2 separate regions of the Mus musculus genome follow, and region 1 is linked to region 2. The links are chromatin loops, found by intact Hi-C in ENCODE. Cell type or tissue: heart. All regions are shown on one strand. Each heading gives the region's core, and the rest is flanking DNA. Links, peaks and the distances in the headings are about the cores only.

The links. Hi-C counts contacts between places; a loop is a spot of excess contacts. Peaks named below come from ENCODE experiments on the same cell type or tissue, not always from the same donor. Only the 100,000 strongest peaks of a DNase experiment are listed, where the experiment ranks them.
Region 1: it touches region 2 in a loop (4-fold over the local background); 2 of 42 quality-filtered maps call a loop at or near these places.

Annotation. Positions count from the first base shown.
Region 1 is chr8:27,017,642-27,028,094 of GRCm38, forward strand. Erlin2 (ER lipid raft associated 2) reads left to right here and starts at 6,178. Exons shown (of 12, transcript NM_153592.3): 1 at 6,178-6,265; 2 at 7,416-7,537; 3 at 9,528-9,609. The coding sequence starts at 7,431. It also overlaps the pseudogene Gm19164. In heart, for the core only: CTCF peaks have their summits at 3,173 (motif pointing right) and 6,018; DNase peaks (open chromatin) are centred at 4,930, 5,470 and 6,090; H3K4me3 peaks cover 2,136 bases; H3K27ac peaks cover 2,118 bases.
Region 2 is chr8:25,835,965-25,846,157 of GRCm38, forward strand. Ash2l (ASH2 like histone lysine methyltransferase complex subunit) reads right to left here and starts at 4,823. Exons shown (of 16, transcript NM_011791.3): 1 at 4,618-4,823; 2 at 4,048-4,111; 3 at 3,779-3,924; 4 at 36-124. The coding sequence starts at 4,793. In heart, for the core only: no CTCF peak of the experiment used is centred there; a DNase peak (open chromatin) is centred at 4,837; H3K4me3 peaks cover 2,617 bases; H3K27ac peaks cover 1,985 bases.

The DNA.
Region 1 (10,453 bases), core at 1,143-9,142, 1.2 Mb after region 2:
TTGTGTATGAAAGAGAGAGAGAGAATATATATGGAAGTAAGAGGACAGCTTGCAGGAGAGAAGTAATTCTCTTTCAGCACGTATATTTCAGGAATTGAACTCGGGTCACCAGGCTAGCAGCAAGCACCCTTACCTGCTACACTGTCTCGGCAGCTCCAAACACTTTATTTGATTATTACTGGGTAACATATAACTCCGAGCTTACCCTTCCCTCGTCCTCTGTCACGTAAGTAATCTGAATGCACAAACACGCAAGAACATGGTTAGCGCACCGGCCATTTCTAAACCTGTACTTTCCCAACACTTCCAAAAGCTGCCCGGTGCTGTGATTTCCCCTTCATCCTCGACATAGTACGAGAAGGTTCGTGCTGTTATTAACCCCAGGAAGGAGACTCAGAGGGGCTGATGAAGTTTTTCAGGCCACACCTCTTCTTCATCCAGAAGTGTTATTATCTTTGCCCAGGTGTGGTGGATCCAGGCGATGACGCTGTAACTTAGTGTTTGAGTGACTGTCCACAGTTCAGTCTGCTGTGCTGGCTGGCCCTTTGGTAGAGCATGAAATTTACATGGAACTCCCCTAGGGACTTCTCAGAGAACCCGCATTGGCCTCTCAGTCCTGAGATTAGCTTTGCTAACAGGAGGAAAACTGAAGACTGGAGAATAAAGGCACGAGCAACTGAACCAGCATGCCAGTCCCAAGCCAGTCAGTAGGCTTTGATACAGGGTTCCTCTGTTCACACCATCATCATATGTCAGTTTGGGAGTGCAGACTAATTGTCATTTGCTTCTCCGTCCCTCGGGTCATTTAGACTGTGGGTACAGACTCCAAGAACCTCCACTGGGCAAGAGAATCCCCTCCGCTGTCATGTGAAACAGGCCGGGGCAATTCATCTTCCCGGTAGCTAAGGAGGAAGTTCCACTGGCCCCGCCCACAGAGCTGGGAATAGGAACAGACTCTAGCAAGTCTCATTTCCCATGCACCCTTTTCCTGCATTGACGTTAGCATGCAACTTACTCTCATGTGGTCTGTGACCCATCCAAGGGAAAGGGTAATTCCTGAGTCTGGAGATGTCTTGCCATATGTGTATATCAACAAACACTCTTAGAGTGTATACAGTGTAAATTCAACCTGTTTTATTCTCAATTGTCTTATTTTAAACTCCCATAAAACTGGTATTTGATCAGTTAAAGTCATTTATCTCTTGAAAACTTTAGAAGCCCTGACAGATAACATTCTTTTGCGCTGGAGAGATGCCTTAGTGGTTAATAACACTGCTCTTCTAGAGAACCGGGTTCGATTACCAGCACACACGGCTCACAACTGTCTGTAACTCAATCTCTGGAGGATCCATCCAACTGCCTCACATAGACATTCATATAGACAACACACCCATGCATAGAAAAAATTAATAACATTCTTTGAATTAGTACCCAAATAAACTTTAAACTATACATTACAAACCATAGAGAAGTGTGACATCATCTTATTAAAGGAAAGCTGGGTCTAAGTTCTATAGGGAACTACAACACAAAAAAAACCACTTAGTCTGTGAAGAAACTTGGATGCAGACATGTTTTTATCTGAGGTGTGTGGGTCAACCCCATCTCCAGAGTGAGCTTTTTTACAGTATACTACAACTTACCGACATCATCTAAGTCAGAAAGGGCATTTTTAATAACACTGAAGCCAGCAGGTTATATTGGACAGGCCAGTCAGTGAGGAGCCCAGCAACCACTAGACGCATCTGTCCACTGAAGCATCTGTCCTCCTTTTATGCTGGATAGAGTGGTCCAAATGACTCTTCATCTGTTGGGTCTTTTGGAGATCTTGGTCCTCGAAGATCTTGATGATAACAGGGTCACCTCTTCCTTCTTATTGCTCAGATGGCATCTATCTGTGGTTCTTTTGCAGAAGGCTCTGACCTGCTGTGTGAGGGGCATGCATGCAGAAGCCACTTCTTCAAGTGTTCTTTTCTCCGCTTCAGACAGGTTGAAAGGTTTAATTACAGCCCATCCCTTAGTTGCTCAGCCAGGAGATGGAGGGTGTGTTCACAGTTCAGACGTGAAGTTGTTCTCCTTATCTTTCTCCTGGTTCTCAGGATGTTGTTACAGTCACTCGTCTGTCCATAGGGGGATGAAGGGCAGCTACCCTGGTGGTATGGCTCACTGACTTCTTCCCAGGTTGCCACTTCTTGGAAGAGAACATTTCTGAAGCTGCTCATTCTCTGCCCCGCCCCCACTCCACCCTGACGAGCCTTCGTCCTCTGCTCCAACTCTTGCCCCTATTTGCTTTTCCAGAAATGACGGCCTTGCAGGTGATACACAGGACGCAATATGTCTGCCCTTGGCCTACCTGTGCGCCAAGATTTTCAGTATCTTCCTCAGCATGCATAGCTGAGAATTTGATGGAATTAGTGGGGACAAGAAGGACTAAGTAGCTGTTTTAGGAATGAGATCCCCAGACTCCCGTATGGCAAACCAAACAGCAGACTCAAGGCTTGTGGCTTGCAGAAGTGCTGCAAAGAAGAAAGCCCAAAGCACCAGGACTTGATCCCAGGCTTCTTAAACCTGTGCCCTTCCTGCCTGGGACACCATCTCATCAGCCTGTTGGTGTTGATTTAGAAATTGATAAATGAATGAAGGAGTCAGAGCCAAAGAAGAGGATGAACACTTGGAATTTCATTCCAGATCTTGCCCTACTAAGATCTTGGAAGATGTTGTGAGTGTTCCATTAAAGAAGGTTCCTCGCTTCACCGTCACCGTCACCATCACCGTGTGTAAGTCACTTGCTTTTGCACCAAAACAGCGTGCTCGCCAGAGAAGATGATGACGCACTGGCCAATGGGAGAACTGAAACAGCAGAAAGGAGCAGCTTGCCTCGAGGCTCACCATCATCCCTTTCTAGGAGACCTTTGTTCACTAGAAAGAGAGAGAGAGAAAAAAATCAGTTGCTGTGCAGAGGTTTTTCAGCTGTCCACAGAGAGGAGAGCCAAGGAACAGCAGAAGTTCCAAAAGAAAACAGCTGAAATGGAAGCGCAGAATATGCAGTGTTTGTGGGAAGACCGGCAATGGGAGAAGAACTGAAAGTGGAGGAGCTAGCTGTGCTATGGAAAGAACTAAAGCACAAAGCAAGTCTGTGCACCATGTGTGTGCAGTGCCTGTGGTAGCCAGCAGAGGGCATCAAAGCTCCTGAAGCTGGAATTACAGATGTTGGTGACCTGCCCTAGGGGTGCTGGGAATCAAACCAGGGTCCTCTGTAAGAGCAGCTAGCGCTACTAGTTGATGTTTTTAAATCGGTCAAACCACCTTTCTTCAGAAATCATATCTTACTGGGGAAATGAGTAATTTGAGAGGAAGGTTCAGGAACTTTCCAAAGCAAGTCTGTCCTCAAAGGAAAGAGTTAGGTAACTTTTTCTGTCAGAATATCCTTCCATATTTCATTAACTTCTTCTCCAGACACCATCCAATCGGAAATGTTCTATCTCCAATCAGAGTATCTTTTTTCAAACCAAGTGAGCTTTCTAAACATCAAGTACATTTTTCCTTCCATAAAATGTAGCTCACATAAAATCTTTTTCAGGATTAGAGAGATGGCTCAGTGGTTAAGAGCATTGACTGCTCTTCCAGAGGTCCTGAGTCCAATTCCCAGCAACCACATGGTGGCTCACAATCATCTGCAATGGAGTCTGATGCCCTTTTCTGGTGTGTCTGAAGAGAGCAATGGTGTACATAAAATAAATAAATAAATCTTAAAAGAAGAAGGAAAAGAAGGAGGAGGAGGAGGAAGAGGAAGAGGAAGAAGAAGAAGAAGAAGAAGAAGAAGAGGAGAAAAGAAAAGAAAGAAATTTTTTAAAAATATTTTTTTTCAGACCAGGGGGCAAGGGCTTGGTGGGGGACTTGCTATATAAACCTGACAACCTGAGTTTGACCCCCTGAACCTATGGTGGAAAGAGAGGGAATGGGGAACCTCTGGCCATTTGTCACCCCATCGCAAGTATTTTGTCAAGATCTTTCAAGATGTTTGATTGGAACATGGCAAGTTCAGGCCAGCAGTTTTTTTTGGTTGTCAAGGGGATATTAGGGCCAGATCAACATCTAACTTGAGGTCCAATTGTGTGGAAAAAAAATTTTTTTAAGCAAGCCAAGACTGCCTTTGGGAACAGAGGCACTATTGCCCATGTTCGTTGGTCTAAAAATGGGCCAAGGCCAGTTTCCTGCTCTGGAATGGCCTCCAGAGACCCAAGTTTCACTGGAATTAAATTCCCAAGCGTTTCCAGAGAGAAGAATAAAAGACTCCTGAAGCTGAGTCAAATTCCCAGGACACTGCTACAAACAAACAGACCCTTTACCCACATCACATGCCTGTCGAGCAGAGAAATGGCTGAAGTTGGGTGTAGCTCCAGAAATAAATAGCAAAGACTAGCCTCTCATGTACTGGAGGTCTCATTAGAGAGTAAGAGCAAGAAAGCTTACCAGTTCGGCAAATGAGGACTCCAGACTAAAACCTCCGTTCCCCTCACATATCAATGAGGCTGTTAGGAACTGTGGCTCCTAGACTGGGTGACGTCTCCAGTAAGGGACCTGACCTGCTTGCTGTTTCACCTTAGTGATCACTAAGGACAGAGTGGTGCTTGGGAGGGAAAGAAAGGTGAGAGACTGGAGTTTGGGGATAGGAGAGAGGTGAAGAAAGGGCTCTGGTACCAACATGTAAGAATATGTAAGAGTTGTTTGTAAGGAGAAACAAACACTGAGACTCCAGATGACCTCAAACAGCTGTGGGAGGCTTTATTTATTGTCGGAGAGGTAGATTGTCTAGTTTGGACCACACTCTGACCAGGGCACAGGACCCAGTCACTCAGGAACCAGAGTCCAGGAGAAGGCAGGTCACATGCTTCAAGCCTCAGGTTTTGTAGCTAAGAATCGGGAAGTGGGAGGGGGATCTTTAGGGGCAGAATGGGGAGTTTGCTGGGTCCCTTAGACAAGCTGTTTTGAAACTACTTGGTCTGTTGTCTTCTTCTGCAGCCACTGGGTGTCTGGGATTGGGGGCAGCTGCTTTTCTTCTGCTGTCACCAAACATCTGGCTTCCCGGAACTTTGAATTCAGTTTCAGTGCCTTGGCTTTTGGGAGAAGACAAAGGGGTTCCTTTACTCTTCTTTTCCTGAGTCCTAAAATCGTCGGACATTGACCACTGGCCATCTACTGTACGGAAAAGCCTTTTCATGTACTAAAAGCAGGAGTTAAAGTGGGCACTTCCTGGCCTGCAAACAAAATGACTGCAGTGGCCGGTTTAGAAATTTCCTGCTAAAGAAGCAGATTGGGGATAGAGGACAGCCATAAAGCCCTTAGTTCCAGCCCCAGGACAAAACGGAGAAAAGGCCCAGTATGAATGTCCAAAGGTAACGCTATGGCAGGGTGAGGTCATGTGAGGGCTTTAGGCTAGGAAAAACGTTTTCTTCCTGGTCTGCTATACCCCCCCGGGGGGGGGGGGGTGCAGATGACAGACAAAAGCTCACCATGGCATGTGTTAAGCAAGACAGGAAGCCCGAACTATTAAGGAAATGCTAAGTTTTCAACAACTGCTGTTGACCTCAGCACTCACAGATTTCAGAATCCGTTCATTAAAAATCGGAACAATAATTCCTTGTTAATTACTTTATGTTGCTGTGGGGACCTCAAGGCCAAACAAAGCTCTCAGAAAAGTATAAAGGGCAACTCAGAGTAGGACTGTTGACTGGCGACGTCATAATCTGCACCTTTGAAAGTTTCCTTCGGCTAATGCAGCAGGAAAAGAAGCGAGCAGAAGGACAAGAACGCTGCATCGCATTGATCCCGGCTCCGGAAGAAGAAAAGAAATCCAGCTCGGACTTGAAGCGAAGGAGAATCTCTAGCAACCTCCGAAGCCAGCGCCTCGGAAGGTGATACCAGAGCCTTGGTGTCCGGAGCCCGCTCTGCCAGCCCTGGGCATCCTAAAACCCGCAAGCCTAGGTGCGCAGCCAGTGTGCCAGCTCGCGAGCGTCCCCTGGCGCCACCGCCGAACACTGCGGCTCGCAGCGCGAGGGGGCGGAGCGGCCGGACGAGCACAGGGGTGTGGTGTGGGCGGGGTCTTCTTTTTATTTATTTATTTTTTTTATTTTTTGCGCGCGCGCGGACTGATGGCGTCATCGAAGCGACTGGCCCGGAAGGAAGTAGGGTGCTGAGGGGTGTGGCGGTTTCTACGGTTGCACGGGGGTTCGGCTGTGTACGGAGCGCCTGGAGGGACAGCCTGGTACGCGGCCGCCGCCCCTCCGTGCACGCTCGGCATCGCTGAGGCTCGGGGGGTGGGCGCGGCTGGAGCTGACGTCCTGAGCCCCCTCAGCTCGCCCACCCGGGAGTCCAGTCCCCTGCCCACGGGTCCGAGCGGAAGCTCTCGGCCGTGTCTGCCTCGCGGAGGAGGGCGGGGAAAGGGCAAGAGGTGGCTTTGGGGTGGTAGTGAGGACATTTGCAGAGAGGACACTCCTGCTGCTCGGTAGCTGAAGGCCGCTACGGTAAAAAATAAGTAAATTAGTCAGACCTGAGAGGTGGACTCCGTGCCCTGTGCCCGGTGTGCACGTCCGTCACTGTAGTGTTTTCCAGATCCTTCAGGGTTCAGGAAATGAGTGTCTACATGTAACTCTGTGGCATCTGGGACCCTGGACATTTGGGGACATCCCACCCCACCCCACCCCACCCTCACTTCGGAGTAGTCCAGAGTCTCCAGCCTGAGACATTTCCAGTTTCCTATAACCATGGGGCTTGCGGGGGCAAAGGATATGGGAGAATGTGTTACAGTTTTACATAGAGATCTGTCCCGTTTAAGTCCAAAGGAACAACAGAGAAGGTGGAGGACAGATCAGAGAGAGAATCCTACGTCGGAACTCAGTTGCTTGCTCTTCTCTCTCTCCCTCCCTCCCTCTCTCTCTTCCCCCCCTCAGGGTCCTAAGGGAATGACTGGTGGTTTCCTTCGAAATGGCAGGCAATTAGAAGTAGGAGGCTCTGACCAGAAATACATAGCCACAGCTGCCTGTCATTTGACATCCTCTGTAATTTGGGCCAGCACCCTGCAGCTGCCTCTCTTCCTTACAAGTATAAATGGCTCTGTTGACAACATGTTAACGTGAAGGGGAGAGAAGGCTGTGTTTTGAACCTTGCCCAAATGGCACCAAATCTCTCTTAGGTATAGCTGTTTCTGGAGCTAATGCCCCCTTGCTTCAATGGGAATTATACTTCCACAGTTAAGGAACGGAATGTTGACTGAGAACAAGGACACAGTGAGTTGTAGATCTGGCAAGTAGTGTGTGTGTGTTACAGCAGGCTGCCCCAGAATCACTTTACGTGAGCTTCAGCTTGGTGGCTCTCCTGTACGTCAGGCTACACATTGTCCCATATCTTCTCTCTAGGATACAGGTTCACTGATGGCTCAGTTGGGAGCTGTTGTGGCCGTGGCTTCCAGTTTCTTTTGTGCATCTCTCTTCTCAGCTGTGCACAAGATAGAAGAGGGACATATTGGAGTATATTACAGGTAAGGCAGAGACAGATGGCTCCCTCACCGCTTATAAGGTGCACGCGTGTCTTTATTTAAGTCTATAAACTTAAAACTGCCTTTAGTATTTTAAGGTGCTGCTGATATGAATTTGTGGGTTTAAAAGCAAAATCTGAAGGAACCATTGCTCTTCCAAGATCATCTCTTGACATAGTTTTCTCTTTCATCACCTGAAGAATCTTGTCTCCACCCTGCAAGGCTGCTTCTCCAAAAGTTGGCACAGTCCCAGTGCTTGATGGCAACTTGAGAAGTGTACTCTGCTAACTTGAGAGACTGTTTTAAAGTGAATGTTTCAAAAAAAATGTAAAGGCTCTAAGGATGATTTGTATCAGGGCAGCTTTCGGGGAATGACTCCTAAATGATCTCGAATTACTTTCTTTCCAGTGGCTTTTGTGACCAAGGTTTTCATTGTAGGTTTTAGAAGGGGAATTTGCGTGACTAATTGTTTGGTTTGTGGTGCTGAGGATCAGAGTCACAGGCTAATGCATGCTGGGTAATTGCCCTACCACTAAATATACCCCCAGCCCTTGCTGTAAGCCTATATGACACCACCACCACCCCCTCTGAGACAGGGTCTCGCTATGTAGCTCTGGCTTGCCTGGAATGCTCTACGTAGACCAGACTGACTTGAACTCAGATCTTCCTGCCTCTGCTTCCGAGGTGTTAGGATTAAAGGGGTGTGCCAATATGTTCATCTTGACCCCTCCTCATATATGAGCCCTGTAATACTTATTTGTGGACTGCCAGTAGCAAGCTCTAAATGATCATTAAATGAGAGTTGTAGCTCTGTGGAAAAGCTTCTGACTAACATACTCAAGACCTGGAGTTTAAGAACATACATTAAAAAAAGAAATGGAAACTTTTATTGAGTTTCCTGTCTTTGGTAATTTATCTCCACCATTCTGCTTTCGTGTCCCCCAAAAGCTTTGAATTTTGTCAGTCATGTACAACTTGATTAGGACTATATGTCAAATATATATATTATATATATATTATGTGTATTGAAATGACTTTAAAATTATTCTTGAACCAGTATAGTGGCTCAGCACCAGTAATTCCCCACTTGGGTTAGGGCTAAGGCAAGAAGATTACTATGAGTTTTAGGTCAGCCTGGGCTACATAGCAGGTGCTGGGCAAACCAGGGCTATGTAGCAAGATCCGTCTCAGAAACGGTGAGATATCGTATGCCAGGCCCCAGAGGATTCTGGAGCTTGGTGAGAGAAAGCAGATCCTTCTCCCTTAGTTAAATCCCACTTGCCTCTTCTATCACGGAGTCTTCTCACTTCCTGCTAAAGTTACGTAAGGAGCGAGCAAGGTGTAGCTCATCATGGCAAATACTAGAATGTGTGATGCCCTGGTGCCCTGAGCACTGCCCCCAAAACTATTCTTTTAATTGTCTATGTCACTGGACTCCAACAGTAATGCTGCTCGTTGAAACTGGGTGGAGCGCTCTGGTGGTCACCACAGGCACAGCCGCCCTGGCAGACTTCTCTCTGGACCCATGTGTAGCCAGGGATTCTGCTGCCTTTGGTTTCCTTAGGCTCCATCCTTCCTTCTCTGGTGGAAAAGGTCTGACTAATGGTCTGACTTTTCCATCAGGCTTCCTAGAGTGTTGAGATGGAAGAAAGGGAGAAGGAGTAACCGTGTCACTCTACATTAAATTTCTATAGGAATACAGAGATGGGTGGCCTTAAGTCTTGATCTAAGGTAGTGGTTCACAACCTTCCTAATGCTGGGACCCTTTAATAGAGACACCCATGTTGTGGTGACCCCATCCACACAGTTATGCTCATTGCTGCTTTATATCTGTAATCTTGCTACTGTTGTGAACTGTAATGTAAATGTCTGTGTCTTAAGTGACCCTTGTGAAAGAGTTATTTGACCCCAAAGGGATTGGGACCCACGGGTTGAAGCACTGATCTAAGGACCCTCTCTTGGGATACTGAATCTGCTCTCTCCTCCTCTATAGAGGTGGTGCCCTGCTGACCTCCACCAGTGGCCCGGGTTTCCATCTCATGCTCCCGTTCATCACATCCTATAAGTCTGTACAGGTATTTGTGGCTCGTGTGGGATGGCTGGATCATTTCAAATTTGGGTTGTTGACTAATACACAATTTGAAGTTATTTAGAGGTTAGATGAATACCTTTTCATTGACAGACTTAAGGATTCTCTCTCACACACAATTTGAAGTTATTTAGAGGTTAGATGAATACCTTTTCATTGACAGACTTAAGGATTCTCTCTCTCTCACACAATTTGAAGTTATTTAGAGGTTAGATGAATACCTTTTCATTGACAGACTTAAGGATTCTCTCTCTCTTCCCACCCCCCCCCCCACACACACAGTCAGAGGCTCTTCTGTAATGTCACTTGATCACTGAAATAGCTGAATGAAGCCAGTGACTGGCTTTGGCCTATCAGCCCCAAGTAGAGATTATTTCCTCACTTTTGGGGAAGAGCTAAAGAAGAATTTTTTTTTTAATGAATGTTTAGAAGAAAAGTCAAGTATGTGTGCATATTATATCATAGGTTAAACATGACAGTTGGAAATAAAACATGGAATTTTGCTTGTACTTATTTGAAATTCAAAACTATAAATATAATTTCATGGGGAGGAAAGTATATCCAACCAAGACAGGGCCAGAGCGATAGCTGAGTGGTTAAGAATACTGGCTACTGCTAAAGGGGAGGAACAATATGAACTAACCAGAATCACCCTGAGCTCGTGTCTCTAGCTGCATATGTAGCAGAGGATGGCCTAGTCAGCCATCAGTGGGAAGAGAGGCCCTTGGTATTGCAAACTTTATATGCCTCAGTACAGGGGAATGCCAGGGCCAGGAAGTGGGAGTGGGTGGGTTGGGGAGCAGGGCTGGGGGAGGGTATAGGGGGCTTTG
Region 2 (10,193 bases), core at 1-8,000:
ACCATCTTTTTAAAATACTCTAGAACTGTTCTTACTTGCTTGCTTCCGGAGAAAGTAGGTATTCCCACTGTGATGGCACACATTGCAATGGAAGCTGTAGTTGGTCATAAAAGGCAGACATGACCTGTGGATGGGCCAGATTACACACATTAGTGAGCCACTCAACACATTTTTGTCTTCCTTTAAAACATTTATTAGTAGTAGCATGTGTACCCATGGTGCATATTTGGGCACATGACCCAGGGTGTACATGTCCCAGGGTGCACAGCTCCGAACGACGTGGAGGCCAATCCTGTGACTCAGTTCTCTTCTTCCATCTTCATATGGTTCAAGGGATGAAACTCAGGTCTCAAGGCTTACTCAGGAAGTGTCTATCTGCTGACTACCTCACTAGCACACTCATTGGCTGTACTGGCTAGTGTTGTGTCAACTTGACACAGCTGGAGTTATCAGAGAGAAAGGAGCTTCAGTTGAGGAAATGCCTCCATGAGATGCAATTGTAAGGCATTTTCTCAATTAGTGATCAAGGGGGAAAGGCCCCTTGTGGGTGGGACCATCTCAGGGCTGGTAGTCTGGGTTCTATAAGAAAGCAGGCTGAGCAAGCCAGGTGAGGCAAGCCAGTAAAGAACATCCCTCCATGGTCTCTGCATCAGCTCCTGCTCCCTGACCTGCTTGAGTTCCAGTCCTGACTTCCTTTGGTGATGAACAGCAGCATGGAAGTGTAAGCCGAATAAACCCTTTCCTCCCCAACTTGCTTCTTGGTCATGATGTTTGTGCAGGAATAGAAACCCTGACTAAGACAAATTGGTACCAGCAGAGTGGGGTATTCCTGTGACAACCTGACCATGTTTTGGGGAGGACTGTGGAAGGACTTTGGAACTTTGGGCTTGAAGATCCATCCGTTGTTAAGAGCTCTGTCGGATGTTGTGTAGGAGCTTGGAAGACAACGTTGAGAACACTGCAGAAGATGGAGGTCTGGTTTGTGAAATTTCAGAGGGAAAATTAAAGACTCTTTTCAGGGCCATTGCTGTTTTGATTGTGAAGATTCTGTAGTTCTGGTTAGCTGGGGCTGAAGAATCAGCTGTGATTAACAAGATACCAGAACTACTAAAGCAAAAACTTTGCATTACTGGGACTATTGATGCTGGTTAGCTGGAGCTAAGAAATTAGCGGTGATTAAGAAGAGACCAGCATCATTGAGGTGACATCTTCTGGGAAGTGTTTTCTGAGAGCACAGTGGCTGTGTTCCAGATATAGCCAAAGTTGTACATTGTGCTGTGGCTGGACTTGGTAATGTGTAAGGGTCACCCAGGTGGTACTGGTTTTGAAGGCATGAAGGAGTTGAGCAGAGAAGCTGAGGCTTGGCACTGTGAGAGGCCATGGAAGGCCATTGGTGAAAGTGCAGCCTCAGTTGCAATTGATGGCCCAGGACTGAAGGGGTCATGCAGTGTTTTGGAGATGCCAGTACCATGAGATGACCACCAAGAGCAGCAGCAGCAGTGGAGTACAGGCATCTGGAACCTAGAGGATGATGCGTGTGCTACAAAGGGCCTGGCTGGAGAAGTGACCCAAGCCCTTGGAGGAGCCCAGAAGATCGTGAGTTGGATCCCAGACATTGGACGGTTGGAGATTGACTTTTGCTTTTGATTGTGACTGTGCCCTGATATTTTCCCTCTTGAAGGAAGAAACTGTTTTAGTGGAGCCCACAGTTGAGAGACTTTTAATTGTAAAAAGACTTTGGATTTTAAAAGAAATGGATATTTTAAAGAGATTGAAATTTTAAGAATATGTAAAGACTGTGGGACTTTTAAAGTTATTTAGAATGGGGATGAATAAGATTGTAAGGGTTGAGGCTTACTAGTGATGTTTTTGTGTGTCAAGTTGACAAGGGGTCAATTGTACTGGCTAGTGTTGTGTCAACTTGACACAGCTGGAGTTATCAGAGAGAAAGGAGCTTCAGTTGAGGAAATGCCTCCATGAGATGCAATTGTAAGGCATTTTCTCAATTAGTGATCAAGGGGGAAAGGCCCCTTGTGGGTGGGACCATCTCAGGGCTGGTAGTCTGGGTTCTATAAGAAAGCAGGCTGAGCAAGCCAGGTGAGGCAAGCCAGTAAAGAACATCCCTCCATGGTCTCTGCATCAGCTCCTGCTCCCTGACCTGCTTGAGTTCCAGTCCTGACTTCCTTTGGTGATGAACAGCAGCATGGAAGTGTAAGCCGAATAAACCCTTTCCTCCCCAACTTGCTTCTTGGTCATGATGTTTGTGCAGGAATAGAAACCCTGACTAAGACATTGGCTTTTTCTGAGATAGGCCCCTGGTCTTGCATTAGCTATGGTTCATATAACCTGGAACTTGTGATCCTCCTGCTCCGGCCTCCTAAGTACCTGAATTACAGGTGTGCACAACCAGCTCCACTCAATATAATTTGTCCCCTTCCAGACAAAGACTTAAGGCACAGCTCTGGCTGGCCTGATGTTCAACTATGCAGCCCAGCCTGGCCTCAAAATGAACAAAGACTGGCTCAAAGGCCAGAGGATTCCTGCAATTTTAAGGCCAACTTGGTCAAAAAAGGGCACCTCAGGCCATCCAGGGCTATATATAGTTAGAGAGCCATTGACTTAATAGTTATCCATCAAAATGCTCGTTAATACCTACTGACCACCTACGCCTCCACCAAAAGAGACCTTTTGCTCTGAATTATGATATGATTTTAATTCTCAAGAACAGGTACATGTTTAGATGTAAGTTTTGTTTGTTTGTTTTGTTTTTTTCCTGAGAGAAAACATAAGATACCAATTGGGGTACATTATAAGCAATGAGAAAGGAAACAAAGTATGCTTTAGACATGAAAAGCACCGATCACCTCAATATTTTTGAGGAATTAAAAGCACTTCTCTGCAGTGACCACCCAGGGCTTTGCACGCAGCAGGCAAGTACACCACGACTCAACACCACACCTTCAAATGTTACTGACAACAGGTCTTGCCCACTGTAAATACCAAGCCCAGAACACACAGAATACATTATCGCAAACTTAATTACATAATCTCTTCTAATTGCACAGACTCCTTCCCAATCAGCCTGTAAGGTCAAAAGCAAGGACGATGCCCACACTCATACCTAATAGCACTCTCACCTCAATACTTCAGAACATGCCAAAGGAATGCAAGCAACTCCTCAGTCAGCATCTGGTCACTGGATAGGGTTAGAGTGAGCACAAAATACTACCTACTGACTTTTTTTCGGTATATTTAAAAATACTTCTCAATTGTCTTGAGATTGAAATATGATTACAGGGCTGGTGAGATGGCTCAGCAGTTAAGAGCACTGACTGCTCTTCCAAAGGTCCTGAGTTCAAATCCCAACCACATGGTGGCTCACAACCACTCCTAACAAAAATCTGACACCCTCTTCTGGTGTGTCTGAAGACAGCTACAGTGTACACATATAATAAATCTTTGGGCTGTTGTGAGCAGAGTTGGAGCAAGCAGGGCTAGAGCGGGCAGAGGTCCTGAGTTCAATTTCCAGAAACCACATGATGGCTCACAACCATTTGTATAGCTACAGTGTACTCATATACATAAAATAAATAAATTAATTAAAAAAAAAGAAATATGATTACATAATTTCCCCTTCCACCCCAGAACTGGGGTTCCTTGAGCTGCCATGTGAATACTGGGAATCAAGCCCAAACCCCTGAAAGGGTAACTAGTGATCTAAAATGCTAAGCCATCTCTCCAGGATCATGCTGTCTAGAAGGCCATGAAATGTACTCACGACGTGTCTATTCCAAAGGTGTCAGCGGTGAACCATTTTGTACATATCCCACACTGCAACTCCACTTCTCCCAACTGCCGCCCATTCTCCTCATCCACAGAGCCCGCCTGGGTATCCATCACTTCTGAAGTGTCTCCGGTACCTTCCTGGAGCCACAGGGCAATAAGAGAATCAAATGGCCTGACTACTTTTTAAAAAAAAAAAAATAGATTAAACATTTTAAAACCAAATCTAGTTCGCCTTCCAAAGGCCTCAGAGGAAATACTTACCAAAGTATCTTTTCCATTAGAAGATTCTGTCTCCAGACCACTTACATCAACCAAGTTTGCATCCCTATAATGAAAAGACAAACATCAAAATGGCCTTTCCTAAACAGAAAAACACAATGGTCCAAATACGGAGGGTATATCTTTTTCATGTCCTGAACGGGATGCCCACGAGAGAACAATCCTGAGTATTAGGAGGGAGGTTGTCAAGCAAGACAAATGTGTTCGCGGCCCAGGGATTCCTAGTGCACTGGGCTAACGACGGGAGGCTGCCGTCCTCAGTGCTTTCAGGACCAAGCATTGCAAGAGGGATCAGCGAGGTCTTCCGGGGCGCTAGAGGGGGAAACGCTCTTGGCTCACACTGGTGCTGATGGGAGCCGAGGAGCCGAGGAGCGGCTTGGAGTCCACAAGCAAGCAGCCAGCGGGGTTGCGGAGGGTACCGGGTGGGCGGGCGGGCCGAGCCGTTGGCTGCGGGACCTGGATCCGGAGGGCGACACCGGGCGGCGCGAGCCGCGGGCTTCCACGAGGGGCGGGCCCTCGCGCGTCCCCGGGGCTGCGAGTGGATTGCCTTACCCACTTTCGGCCTCTCCGGAGCTGGGCTCCGCTCCCGGGGCGGCTGACGGCCCCTCGCCAGCCCCCGCGGCCACCGGCTCTGTCTCTCGGTCCTCCGCCGTTGTGGCACTTGCAGCGGCTCCGGGACCAGGGCCGGCGCTGACTCCCGGACCAGGACCCGCTCCAGCCGCCGCCATCGCTGCTCCTTCCCAAGCTCTCGCGAGAATATATCTATGCGGCGAGTTGCCGCCACGCACGGCGCTCTTAAAGTGGGAAAGACCTTTTGTTGGGGGGCCCGCCACTTACTTGGGAAGGACGCACTTTGAGTCCGCCGCTTTAAGGCCAGAAAAAAAAAAAAAAAGAAAGGAAGAAAGAAAAAGGCAGGGCGCAACTCGGATTGCCCAGGTTTGAAGGGAGCCACTTAGGAGGTCTGTCCTTTGCTTTCCTCTTGGGACTTGAATTATTCAAAACGCCTGCTCATAGTCGTGGCTAAGAGTGGAAATCACGGCACATATGAGGATGTGAGAGACTCCCCTTTACACTGTGCGGAGCAGGCGATCATACTAAAACCCTAAAACGTAGGAAACTTCCAAACAACAACAAAGGAGCACTCTGGCTCACACCTGCCGGGAGCGTCTGTAACTGCGTAGCTGGCCGCCAGAAGCCCCGTTTCCAGGCGGCTTTTGGAGAGACTAGAGGTCTGATTCCAGAGAGCCCGAGGTAGTTGTGGGTGGAAAAGACGTTAGGAAAAGAAACATCTGGCCAGAGGAGGCTAGAAGTGCTGTGCGCTCGAGGAACACGAATTGCTAGTTCACGGAGGGAAGTAGAGCTCCAGGCGAGAGTGCTAGCAGAGGACAGAATTCAGCAAGGTTTGGGCCTTAGCGAGAAGGGCAGAAACGAGTAAGAAAGGGATGTCTGCTGGTAGCTAAACCCCTGGACTGAGTGCAAGCATATGGGTGGGCTCTAAACCCTAGCAAAATAGAAACTGCCGCCTCACCCCCATCCTCCGCGTGTGTGTGCGCTTTACGGATGTGTGCGCATGTATGTGGCATAGTGCACTGGACAGGTGAGAGGACAATATGGTGAGAAGAGCTTTCTTTCCCTCCACTATGTGAGTTCTAGGAATCTAGCTCAGGCTTGGCAAGCAAGTGCCGCCTTTGCCCACTGGGCCATCTCACGGACCATAAATTTGCTGTTTTAAAACAAACACACTTAGGGATTAGAGATCATTGATACTTTGCAGTTGTTAGGAGAAAGTGCCGCCATGACCAAAAATATCTTAAGCAAGGGGAGGGGGGATCTTGGTTGAGGGGGGTTCAAAGAGATAAGAATCCATGATGGTGGGGAGATAAGGCAGCAAGGATCTGAAATGGTGACTATCAGACAAGGCTGAGAGCTCGAATTCTCTATCAGAATCACCAAGCAGACAGGGAGAACTTCAAGGAAGCGGCTTCACTTTTTTCGTGTAAGCTTGCCCCCAGTGACTTACCTCCACCAGCAAACGTTCACCTCCCAAGCCTCCCTAGACATCATAACAACTGTTGTGTGAATGGGGACCGATCCTCCCCCCCCCATGCCCCACCTTACCCTCTCAAATGCATGACTTTTTAGAGATTTCCCCCTTCCATGTTAATATGTCTATTAGGATTGCCATAGTTAGATCTCATTTGGGCAGCCATATTGTTGTGACGTCATGGGTCGTTCCTGATAGCCATCACTTCATGGCACAGGTCCCAGTCCCCTGGCTTTTACAGTCTCTCTGTTCCCCTCTCCCTCAATGTTTTCTGAGCCTTAGGTATGATGTTGGAGATATACCCACTGGGACTGGGTACCCCACAGTTAACCAATCTCTGCGTTTTGACTAGTTGGAAACCCCTGAATAACATATTTGAAAACTGAATACAGCTATTTATAAAGCAAGATCATCTAGGGGCTGGGGAGATGGCTCAGTGGTTAAGAGCACTGACTGCTCTTCCAGAGGCCCTGAGTTCACTTCCCAGCAATCACATGGTGGCTCATAACCATCTGTAATGGGATCGGATGCCCTCTTCTGCTGTGTCTGATGACAGCTACAGTGTGTTCATATAAATAAAATAAATAAATCTTAAAAAAAGAATATCTACCATGAGCAAGTTGACTTTATTCAAGAGATGCCAGGATGGTTCAATATATTAAGTCAATAAATAAGTGGATTTAAAGACTGAAACCACATGGCCATCTCAAGTGATCGCAGAAAAATCTTTGCCAAAATCCAGCATGCCTTCATGATAAATCTCAGAGAGAATGAGTGAGTGAGAGTGAGAGAGAGAAAAGGAGAGAGGAAAGGGAGAGAGAAAAAAAGGAGGAAAGGGAGGGAGAGAGAGGGGGGGGAGGAACCATAGAGTGTTCCTGGCATCAGGCTGGTAACGATCATGAAGGCTACTAATTATTCTGCAATGCACAAAACTGTCCCCAACAGTGTTACTCTACTCAAAATGCCAACAGAGCCCAGACAGAGGAACCCTGATCAACAAAGAGGACTGAGTTCAGAGCATGGACACCTTACCAGTGGCTACACCACTGAAAAAATTACTTCCCCTATCACAGCAACCACTGCTTAGCAATACTCCTGAGGCCTCTCCCCATCCATGATAAAATGTTGACAGGGCCCCATCTTGTGCAAGTAATCATGGCCACTGTACTTCTATGAGTGCAGTGGTCATCCCATGAGCAGAAAGAAGACAGCGGTGCTGAGTAGGTGCTGGGACGTGGGTAGACACTAAGGCTAAGCACTCAACAGTCAGTCAGTCTTAGCACTGGCCTGTGACTTTCTGCATTCATCATGGCAAAAGGCAAGCTTCTGTGGCAGAAGGCTAAGAGCAGCACCAATCTAAATGCTTAGAAGGCAGTTCCATAACACGTGCATTTAGCAAAGTAAGAGTGGTATGTCCCAACCCTGAAGGTTGGAGGACTCAGATCAAAGCATTGAGGTTTCTTCAAGAACATAGCTTTGAATGTTAGCAGACTCAGCCAAACATCTGTCCAAAAGAACCAAGGACCTGAGAGACCCTTGGTAGAAACCACCACCCCTCCCATATGTCAAGCAATGGAGGGTTGCTCAGGAAATACAGCAAGGTCCCGAGTAAGCATTTTGGCAAGGACAAAACCCCAGGGTGGTGTCTCTGTCATTTCCCAAGGCCTTCAGGAAGGTTTAGTCAGTAGAGAGGGCGTTTGGGAGGGGTGTGGTAAAGTTGACCCTCACTCAAGGACACTGCTTGGCTATTCCCAGGGCTCTCAGGCGCCCCCAAACACACTAGGGCCTCTCACCTTGGAGCCATGAGTGTTTGGCTATGTTTACAGCTCCAGGCATGAATTCCTTCTTGTGGAGCAGGCCTCTGAGCTAAGCAGAAAGTACTTGGTTAACCCCGGAGTAGCCACATCTTATCCCACAGGTTGGTATGGTAGCTCACGGGGGTTCACACTTGAACAAGACTCCTCACATCGCTTTTCCTCCAGTAATCCACACAGAAGCTTCTGGCCCTATGACCTCTAACTAACACAGATCAACGTTTTCAGGTCAGCTCCAGTCAGATTTCTCAATGTGCCATAATCAAAGTGTATAATGTCTTCAGCAATCTGGTCTTATCATCTATTTCTGGTTGGCGACCAAGATCGGCAAAGCCTCTCTGACCAATGACGAATAAGGAGATACCTCTAGCCTGGCTTTGGGATTTTTGTTCAATAACCTGTGACTCCATCCAGCAGTATCCAGCCATGCAAGGTACTTTCATCATTTTTTTTCCTCTACATTTAAAAAGGAAAGCTTAGCCAGGCGTGGTGGCGCACACCTTTTTAATCCCAGCACTTGGTAGGCAGAAGCAGGCAGATTTCTGAGTTTGAGACCAACCTGGTCTACAGGGTGAGTTCCAGGACAGCCAGGGCTACACAGAGAAACCCTGTCTCGAAAAAAACCAAAAAAAAAAAAAAGAACTATCGATCTTCCACCAAGCGAACAAGTGAAAAACCAACAGAGAAGGGTTAGAATGCCGTAAAAGACCATGGGACCAGCTTGTGGGATTTGGCTTCCGTAGGGTGGTCAGGAGGAGGGGCTCAGACCTGAGGAGGTGGAGGTCATGTGGCAGGAACACACAAAGGTGGCACGCAGATTTGCCCAGGACTGAGCAGCTGCTCAACTTTATATTGAGCAAGGGGCAAATTTTGTTTTGAGACAGGGTCTCACTGTAGAGCTTCCTACGTAGAATATGTTGGCTTTGAACTCAGGCCTCTGCAATGAAAAGTCACTAGGAGCTGGTTTAATACTATGTCCATTTAGCAGACTAAAAGTAGGAAGTTCTCTCCAATGGCAGATGACATGTCTAGTCACAGGTTCTTGGCTTGACAACAGTACCAGGTCTGGGTTTCATCTTGTAGAATAGGAAAAGTGACTGGTTTCCCCAGGATGTTCATGCCACTACAGCACTACTGGGCATGTCTCGCCAGGCTAGTCATTCCTGTAGCTCAGGGTTCACTGCTACGTACGACTGAGGGTGACTTTTCTCTTTGAGAGCTTACATTATACATTGCAGCAGCAGGCAAGCCAGCAAGTAGAAACAAAATTTCTAAGTCAGCACCAGCTTCATAGCCCCATGGTCTCTGATGTAAGCAGATGGTATCTGCAGCAAAAGTGTCCTGCCATCAAGTTCTGGAGAGTAGCCAGTAATACTGGCAATAGCTCCTCCCTCCCTTCTTTATCTAGACAGGGTCTTATTGTGTAGCTCTGGTTGGCCTCGAACCCATTCTGTAGACCAAGTTGGCTTGGAATGCAGAGAGATATGCCTGCACCTGCCTCCCAAGGGCTGGGATGAAAAGTGTGCCCCACTTCCAGCGTCAGAGGATACCTTTGCAAAGTCAGTTCTCCTGTGGGTCCGCTTGGTGGCAAGTACCCCAGACTCTCTAAGCCTCCTCACCAGCCCCATGTGACAGTATGAACTGGTGAGCAGAATATCAAGGAGAAAAATTGCTTAGTTATCTGAAAGAAAATGGAAAATGATGCCCAGACGACATACAGTTGAAAATATTAAATGGTGAATGTCAAGGAAGTGGAAAAATAATGCAATTACTATAATTACAACAATGTAAGCAGACACAGTCCGAATGAATGATGTCTGACCTTATTTTCCAAATAGCTACAAGCCTCCCTACATATGTGTATGTTCACATGTGGACACATGCTTGATCCCATAATCAAATGTGTGCGTGTGTGCGCGTGCATGAGTGAGTGTGAGGGATAAACACAGACTTCGAAGGCCAGAGAAACTGAATGCCTTGAAGCTGGAGTTGTAGGTGGTCGAGTGGGCCACCCGATGTGGGTGCTGGGAACCAAACGTAGGTCCTGAGTCATTCCTCCAGCTCTGTAAACGACTCTTCATTACTTCTCCTCCCCTCTTTTCTTTCTCCATTTTGAAAGGGGCTGCAATACTTACTGGCATCTTTTCTATTAGTGGCCCCTTTAGCCTCAGAGACCCCATCTTATATCGTCTCCATCTTGTACATAGACTGAATTCTTAAGAATCAGCTAAATTCGCAGAAACGGCTTTTGTCTCCAGGTGCCCCGTATG